Regions from separate parts of the Homo sapiens genome. Here regions 1 and 3 are each linked to region 2. Evidence: chromatin contacts called from ENCODE Hi-C data. All regions are on one chromosome and are shown on one strand. The core of a region is the stretch at or near the end of the contact, and the rest is flanking DNA. Distances in the headings are between cores, read along the strand shown. Region 1 holds the start of ARMC8 (armadillo repeat containing 8). Region 2 holds the start of SRPRB (SRP receptor subunit beta). Region 3 holds the start of CEP70 (centrosomal protein 70).

What was found. A loop is a pair of places that touch in the nucleus more often than their neighbours do. Pooled maps may share reads with other maps.
Region 1: a loop to region 2 is called in a map of CD8-positive, alpha-beta T cell, with 10 times the contacts of the local background. The contact joins the promoter of ARMC8 here to the promoter of SRPRB in region 2. A Hi-C loop is called at or near these places in 2 of 168 maps with a recorded cell type or tissue (CD4-positive, alpha-beta memory T cell and CD8-positive, alpha-beta T cell) and 6 of 50 pooled maps.
Region 3: a pooled map shows a loop between it and region 2 (10-fold over the local background). The contact joins the promoter of CEP70 here to the promoter of SRPRB in region 2. A Hi-C loop is called at or near these places in 4 of 50 pooled maps.

Annotation. Positions count from the first base shown.
Region 1 is chr3:138,186,016-138,188,732 of GRCh38, reverse strand. It overlaps ARMC8 (armadillo repeat containing 8), which reads right to left and starts at 1,432. Exons shown (of 22, transcript NM_001363941.2): 1 at 1,134-1,432. The coding sequence starts at 1,178.
Region 2 is chr3:133,804,332-133,807,140 of GRCh38, reverse strand. SRPRB (SRP receptor subunit beta) reads right to left here and starts at 1,326. Exons shown (of 7, transcript NM_001379313.1): 1 at 1,139-1,326; 2 at 438-532. The coding sequence starts at 1,292. It overlaps LOC105374116 (a long non-coding RNA gene), which reads left to right and starts at 1,658. Exons shown (of 3, transcript XR_924513.3): 1 at 1,658-2,053. RefSeq lists enhancers at 765-874, 905-954, 1,065-1,274, 1,415-1,474, 1,565-1,674.
Region 3 is chr3:138,593,002-138,596,095 of GRCh38, reverse strand. CEP70 (centrosomal protein 70) reads left to right here and starts at 1,836. Exons shown (of 18, transcript NM_024491.4): 1 at 1,836-1,898. RefSeq lists an enhancer at 1,572-1,631.

The sequences.
Region 1 (2,717 bases), core at 183-2,682, 4.4 Mb before region 2:
AGATAGGTGAGTTTGTTTGTGGGACAAGTCAGAGAAGAGAAAAGAAACCGGTTGTAGTTACAAGACTCTAGGAACCCGACAAGTCATTTATAATCCAACTACCCTCTCAGTATCAGACTGGCTTCCACAAGTCTAAAAGATGGTCAATCAGTATTTGCCTGCTTGTTTCCAACAATAGCAAATGAACCATTGGTAAACTGACCATTCTCAGAGTCGGACAGCTCGAATTTGTTGCAAAATCCTTCGAAGTTATCTCCCAGTAACTTTCATTCCTGGTCCTGGTTCAAGAGCAACATAGTGAAAGGTGAAAGTCGTCTTTTTCTTTAAAAAAACTTTTTTTAAAAAAAAAAAAAACAGGTTTTACTTCCTGGCATGTCAATACGTTCCCTTCTTTCAACAATGGGGAAATAAATCTCACCCCCTTTTCCCCCCTTCAATGTTTGACTCCCCTTAAAGAAAAACGGAATACCAGGCACAGGGAACATAGAGTTCCTCTGACTCAGAGCCGCGACCTCTGAGCAGAGCGGAGGAAAGGGGCTTAAAAAACCACACACACTAGGAAGAGTTGCAGCTGATACGAATCACCATTGCCAAAAAGCAAACTGCTTCAGCCGGTGCCCAGGTGCTGGGACGCGATAGAAGCCGCACAGACTTGGCCTGGCAGCTCTGAGGAAATGGGGGCCAAGGAGCCTGCACCTCTTCTTGCCAAAGCCCGGGAGAGCTGAGTGGGCGCTCGTTCTCAGGCCGGCTGCAAGCCCGGCGCTTCACAAGGCAGAGCGTTCGGCCCCCGGGAAGCGGCATCGCTAAAAGGAAGGCTCAGTGAAACGCTTGGCAAAGTCCAAGCCGCGCCGCCCAGCCAGTTGTCTATAAGCCCAGCCACCCCGCCTGCCAGACGCCATCCTGGGAACCCGCACCGGCGGGAGCTCCCGGAGTTGGAAACGTCTTTGGCTCGGCCGCGGTCCCCTCTGCCCGTCTATCCCGCCTCTCCACCCTCGCTCACTCCCTGGCCCGAGACTGAGCCGGGGTCCACCCCAGGGGGTGGTGCCCAGGAGGCACACCACGCTTGGGGGAATGGTGGAGACCGGGATGAGGCTTCCTGGAGGGCGGGCGGGCGGCCGCGGCGGGTCACTCACCGAAAGGACGCTCATGCGGATTGGGGTCTCCAACAAGCACGCCATCTTGAGCCTTCCCACCCGGCTGCTGCAGGCGCCGGCGCGGGGGCCGGCACTTTCGACAGCCAACTATTGGCCAACGCTAGGCACCGCTCCCTAAAGGCAGCCAGATAGACGAGAACTGGCCACGCTCTGGACACCGCTCAAGTACCGGAAAGGCCCGCAGAAAGAAGGGCAAAAGGGAATGGCGTCAGGGGCTGTCCTACGAATCGTTCTCTCAGAAACAGCAGCTACTCTGAGCCTGGGTTAGAGGTGGAAGCGGGCAGCGGTTTCCGCATGCGCAAAGAAGATCTGCCGGCCCCACCTGCCGCTCGCGGTGGGCGGGGCCCCAGAGGCGGAGTCTCGCCCTGACGCTACGAGTTTTACGGACTGATAAATTGCAGTTTATGGATTCCAGTATTCATATTTGGAAAAAGTAGTACGTGGAGCCACATACATAGTTTGAAGTTCACTTTCATATTCATTCTCTCTCTCTGCACCAAACTCCCGGCGTCGTTATCTCCATTTTATAGGTGGGGAAATTGCGATCCCAGAACCTTTGCCAACCGTAAGAGTGATTGTTTCACGATCCGATACAGATACGTGACTTGCCTTAGCGTTGTGTGCCGGCCCCGTTTATTCTGGTGTAGTGTTAAGAATAGCCAGAATGCTTGGGTTTCTTCCTAGCTACTTGATTTATCAGCTGCTTTACCCTGGGCAAGTTATCTAACCTTCTGTTTGAGTTTCCTCATCTATAAAATAAAGGTTAATGAGGATAGAGGAGTCAACAAACGTGAAGCTCTCAGAAAAAACCTAGAACATAGAAAGCGTTATACAATATGTGTTAACATTTCTCCAGCTTCTGAGTTAAGTGGGGAAAATGGGGGCAAATATCTAAATATTTCGCACTAAAACACTCTCATAACCGAAGCTAAATAAAAGTATGCTTTCAATTATACTTGATTAATTCAGCTGTCCTACTACTTTGTGTGTGTGTGTGTGTGTGTGTGCAACACTGCCCTTGACTTGGTTGGATAAGTTTCACCTTCGTACTGCTTGCAACCAGTAAGGTTTTCACAGTATGGTTGCAATTGGCCTGTTAACATTACTTGTATTCCTTCCATTTCTATAGCCACACCCTAATTCAGGCTCTTGTAACCTCTCCCCTGGACTACAGCAATAGCCTTCCAACTGGTCTTGTAGCTGGTAGCCTCTCCCGCACTCTGCTCCTCACTGTTTTCCTGTCTTCCTCCTGTACTTGGTTTCCAAATTTAGTGTAGCATTTACCACCCCTGCTTATGGGTCTGTGTTCCTTAACAAACTGTTGAATTCCTGGAAGGCAGGAATTTTATTTTAGGTAGTCCTTCTGCTATAATACTATTTCTGAAACTTGGGTAATCTGTACACCACCTACACAATCTTTGCCAATCTGCACCTAGGTATTATTATTCATTCAATATTTTTATTTAAAGCCAATTTCAACTCATTAAAAATTTTTGGCTTTATCCTAAACCATAATACTCTGTGAAATCAAGTTTGTTGTGCTCCTTATTTTTATTCTAGTAC
Region 2 (2,809 bases), core at 77-2,576:
TAAATGTATTAAAAATAAATATTAGTAAAAAGAAGCCTAACTAGCCCACTATGTCAAAGAAGGATCACCCTGTGAAAAAGTGTCTTCGATAAACTGTCCTAAGAATTTGTTAACGAAGGAATTATAAACTGTAGGACACTAGCTTCTATGCCTTCTGCTATTCTGGAATGAAACTAATTAAATAAAATCCTTGAATGTGATAAAGACTAAATATCAGCATCTGGCAAGGGCAAACAGAAAAAAAAAAGGAGAAATGACCAATATTTCTCAATTATGGGTTTCTACGAGTCTTTTTGTTCTCCCAAGTAAGTCAAGAATTAACTTCCAAATTTAACAGCATCAGCTTCTTTTACAAAATAAACCGTGAGATGACAGGAATACTGGGATCTATAAAATTTTCTATTAAGCTTAACAGGGGTGTCAATGAAATCATTTACCCTGACAAAGAGCAACGTTTTCCCGGAATCACAAAGGCCAACAAGAAGAACAGCTCTCTGACTGCTCCTTCTGCTCCGGATTAACTTCCAGAAGACTGTGGAATAGACAGAGAAAAACAACAAAAATTACGCCTTGGGAATCAGTATATGTGCATGGCTGGGGTGGGGAAATTCACAGAAGTCTGTGACGAAACACCTCATTCACCTGGAACTGACTTTTATCATAATGGTTACTATTGCTGTTGTTAGGGATCCACTGAGAGCCAGGCACTGTCAACTGTCAACTTTTCTTTGCAGTCCTTACTCTGACTGGGACTCAGGTGCTATCTCACTACCTTGGTATCCCAGCGCCCGCACGCAAACACGGGAGGCTGAAAGTTGGTGTCAAGACCCTGAGTCTTTGCAGTGAGAACAGCGGAAGGCGAGGAACAGCGCGCTCAAGCGTAACAGGGCAGATGACGAAGAGCAATCTGCGCCCCAAGGACCAGGACGTTAACTCCGGGGGTTGCCCGGCATCCCCCTTAACGCCCAGCTGCTGCCGCTGCTTCAGGAGAGAGGGTGGGGTGTAGACTGGGTGGGTCTCACCCTCCTGATGCCCTCAAGGCGCCCTCTCAGCCCCGCGTCCCCGGCCTGCAGCGGTGCAGCCAAAGCCCGGACCTCTGCCCGCCCCAAACCCGCCATGACCACCGGCCGCCTTTTACCTAGCGTCAGCAGCACCGCAAGAACCGCCACCACTACTGACAACAGCGTTGGGTCCGTCTGCTGCAGCTCCTGCCGCAAGGTGTCTAGGTAGGGCTGGAAGGTGCCCCCGGCACCGCCGCCATCTGCCACCCGGCGCGAGTCCGCGGAAGCCATGGATGAGACGCGTGGTCCCCGGTACAGCAAAAGCGACGTGGCCCTGCACTCTGCGCAGGCGCGGGGAGCAGAGCCTCACGCGAATGGTGGTTCCTAAGCCATAGTCTCTCCCTCAGCCGCGGCGATCCCCCAAGTGCTTGATGGGAGTTGTAGTTCTCTGGGACTCCGTCCTCCTACAGAACGATAGGGGCAGACAGGTTATTTGTCGAGGGACACACACATCTTTTAAGAGATGAGTCAGTCGTCGTCACCTACGTTATGACTGTTGAAAGAATGATGAAATGAATAAAATGAATGAATGGCTCCCGAAACTACCACTGAGGAGTTCCCGACCGTCGCTAAGTGACGTGAGACTTGTGAAGAACTCAAGCATCCTACAAACATTTAATCTGAATTTAATGTGACAAGGGATGTGACAGATGGATGTACGGAGCGATGTGGGAATACATAATGGGACGCGGAGTCCATCATGAGTTCAGAGAAAAGCTTCTGGACATTGGAATTGAGTCCTGAAGAATGAGTTAGCATCTGCGAGTGGTTAAAGGAAAAAAAGGTGCTGTGCAGAAGAAAATGAGTGTAAGAAACGATGTATGTGGGAACCCTAAGTAATTCAGTGCCCCTACACTGTCAATCTAGGGCTGCAAACTCAAATGTCTGCATTAAAGGAAGCAACTAGGAAAATCAACGCCCAGGAGAGCTGGGGCTGTTGAAAACTGCAGGAGGTATTTCTGCTGAAAGTAGGGCCGACCCTATTCAGCCAGGTAGGTGTTATGGGACCTGGGTGGCCGGTTCTTCCAGTTTTCAAGAGAAGCAATAAAGGCAGATTTTTATAGGAAATTTTCCACTTTTGAAATTTTCTGTAGGTAATTGAAAGCATTCAAAAACTTGTGGCCCAAATAAAACACCAAAAGTGGCCAGCCTAGAGGGTCCCAGTTCACAGTCTCTGTCATTAAACAGCTGTCATTGTTTTAAAATGTACACATTATTTAATTTAATTGTATGGCTGAGTAGAGACATGAAGATGTCAGTGTCACTGAAAGATTGAAAAAAGTTTATTACAGTTCCACATTGCCATTGAAAAAGTTGTCAGCATCAAAATGGAGTCACTTGTATTTTTTTTTTTAATCAGAAAAATGGAGCTGGTGAAAGGCCATGGAGGGAGGGTTCTCAGGCACCCATGCCTGATGACAAAAACTGTCACAAAAGACTGCAAAAACCACAGACTTGCACAAAGGCCATCGCAACCTTACACACAAAAAAATACATCTGTTAGGACGGCTACCCAGCAACTCCCTGTCCAACCTAGTACTGATGCCATCCTTGCCATTTGATCCTTGTAGCCAAGGATAATTATCTTAAAACAATTATGGAATCTGACTCATTTTTTCTTTAAAAATCTTTGTCTTCCTTTACACCCCCCTGAATATGCACATAGTTGACTATGGCATGCGTAGTCCCATTGCAATGCCTATTCCAGAATAAATATTATTTTCTTTTAGAGCGTCCCTCTCTGCTTG
Region 3 (3,094 bases), core at 587-3,086, 4.8 Mb before region 2:
CCATAGAAAACTCTTGAGACCAATGTAGCAGGATTCTCAGTGAAAGACTAAGTTTGTGTGCAGGGATGTTTTCCTTCTCTAGCAAAGAGAGGTGCTGGAAAGGCTTTCATGGTCCATAAGAAGGGAATTGTTTTGGAGGGCAGTGCTATAGCAACTCTTCCCCTCCATTCACCACATAAAAAATTCAGTTAGAAAATAGAGAGGAATCAGCCTTCTTGTGCTTTGAAGACTGTGAAAGATACTGGTGATCATCCATCTAGCATCCATTTTCCTCTTCTCCTTTACAGGTCTCCAGTTTTATTCAAATAGCCATGTCTCCACCTTGCAACTCATGTGACTCAAAGAGCACTGACACCATTGCCAATTCCAATTGTCATAGCTCCTTTTCACTTCTGGAACCCAGGCTTAAGCTGTCTGTACATTTCCCAGGCAGTTACTGGTAAAGAGGAAGAGTGTGTGCCTGTGTGAACTTATTGGCTCAAAAAACCAGAAGGAAAGGTTTTAGATGAAAAAGAAAGTATGTGGTCCTGATTTCTCCAAGTAGACATCTGGAAAATCACGTTAGTATGAATTTGAAGTCTACCCTTTTTTTTTTTTACAACAAAGCAGAGACTAATAGCAACTGGGTCCTTGTTAACTTGCTTAGCCACTGAATTAATCAAAGTCTCCCTTGCCTCTGAGCTTTCTGTTATGCGAGATAAGCAACTTCTTTATTTTTTAGGAAGACAGTTTAACTCAGATTCTATATCACGTGCATCCAAAATAATAATAACTGACTCAAAGATGTTTGGCCTCTACAATTAGGGCAGCCATTCTCAGAAGAGTATGCAAGGGCACCCTATTATCTTGGAAAAGGGAAGCACTGAGACTATTTGCATTTTGAGAACTGAAAATGCAATCTGCTAACCGTCGTTAGAGTGAATATCCAGGTATGGAAAGCACAGTGGGTAGGCGTAGGTTGGGGTAGGGACATGTTTGCATGGGGCAAACACAGAGATCAAACCTAAGTGTAGTCCCAGCTGCCTGGAAGAAGGCTAAGAAGGGTCTGAAAGTATTGAGCTCCAAGAGCCCTTGGATCTCCTGATGAGAGACCCTTGGCTGATGCCCTAGATGGGACATCCCTGTTGGCTACTGTGGGACCTGCATCATTTGACTGCAACACAGTCTGTTGCAACATTTGACTGTAACACAGACCTACATCATTTGACTGATTTGAAAAGACAAGTTGTCAACAGCGACACCATGTGGCTATAAGATACAATGACAATGGTGGACAGCTACAGCCTCAGGTAGGGCCTGACGCTTCGTCGAGATGTGGAAAATGCTGAATGGGAAGATGAACTGTCGTCAACAAATATTTATTGGGGTCCTCCAAATGTCAGCTGCTACAGTGGTCATTCAGGTCTGGAACATCGAGAACATGCTGACCCGTACCCCAGCAAGGGCTCGTAGTCGCGGCGGGGTAGGGGGCGAGAGAGAGGGCAGTCTCTGGTGGCCAGGTAACCCAGGCTTCACTTTCACCCACGGCCACAAGTATTTCTGACGTCTTCCGGGCAAATAAGCCTCCATGTAAGTGACAGGGCACCCAAGGAGTGCGTTGGAAGCGCCAGCGTGCCCGAGACCAGCACATCGCACCGACGCCTTCGTTTGCGGTAAGCCCCGCCCCCCGTAGTGAGCCAACCGGAGGGAGCGGGGCGGACCCAGCTTCCCGGAGAGGCTGGAGAGAATCGTTTGGGGGCATTCGCAGGCCAAAGAGGGGCTGGCCCTCGACGCGCTCGGGCTCGATTGGCCGCCCTCCCCCGGCGGTGGTAACGGTCGCGGAGGCGGGGCCTGACGTAGCTGATCCCAGCCTAACCTGGCCCGGCTGGCTGCTGGTGGGAGGCCGGCGACTGAGTAAGGTGAGTGGCTCTCGGGGCTCTCAGAGGCGTCGGCGTGAGCCCCTTCCCGGAGTACCCCGGACTTGACCTCACCTGGGCCTAAAAGTGGTCAGACTGACCCTTGTCGGGGAGGAGCCATCTGGGACAGGGTCGCGCCAATTAAAAATCCCTGCGTAAGGGTTTGGGGATCGGACAAAACTGCCTCCAGTCCCAGCTCCCCAGGCTTTGTGTTCTTTGGCTTCTCCTTTAATGTCTCAGCGCCTCCGATTCTTTATTTGTATACTAAAGCTGGTAATTCTTGCCTTACAAGGTGGTTGTGAGGGTTAAATGAGGCAGTAAGAGTAAAGCTTAGAATCACGTCGGGCACAGACTCGATTTAAGCTGTAGGTAATTACTCCATCCCCCAAAATCGACCCGGGCTGAAGCGCTAGTTTTGTGTCAAACAACCGCGAAGGTTGTTTGGGGAGTGAGGACTCGGAGCAGAAGGGGGCGGTTAGGCGAATAGCACAGGTGAGTATCTCTTTCTCCAGTTTATTAACCTCATTCCGGATTCAGGAGACCTCTGACTTTATACAGGGCCTAATAGGAGTTTTTCAAGGTGAAAAATGCCAGAAGGCTAAGTCACCTGTAACAGAGAGACCAATCAGAGTTTCCTTTTTTACTGCCACTTTGTTTTTCAATCAATGATATTAAACAGGCAGGGCGCAGTGGCTTACGCCTGTAATCTCAGCACTTTGGGAGGCCGAGGTGGGCGGATCCCCTGAGGTCAGGAGTTCGAGACCACCCTGGCCAACATGATGAAACCACGTCTCTACTAAAAATACAAAAATTAGCTGGGCATGGTGGTGTGCGCCTGTAATCCCAGCTACTCGGGCGGGTGAGGCAGCAGAATCGCTTGAACTCGGGAGGCGGAGGTTGCTGTGAGCCGAGATCGCGCCACTGCACTCCAGCCTGGGTGACGGAGCGAGACTCTGTCTCAAAAATATATGTATAATATATTAAACTCTGTGCAGGCATTACCCATATTGGTTTCAAGCCTCTGCATGAGTTTTGTACTTTAAATATTGCCAAGTAGACTCTGGCCTCCCCTGCCCCGCCTTTTGGGGAAGAGGTGGCTGACTTGGAGTTTTCCCTACAGCTTTTGCTTCAAAGCAAGGTTCTGCCCCTTCATGTCACCTCTCCTGAGACAGAATGATTTGGTTGAGATGACATTCCAT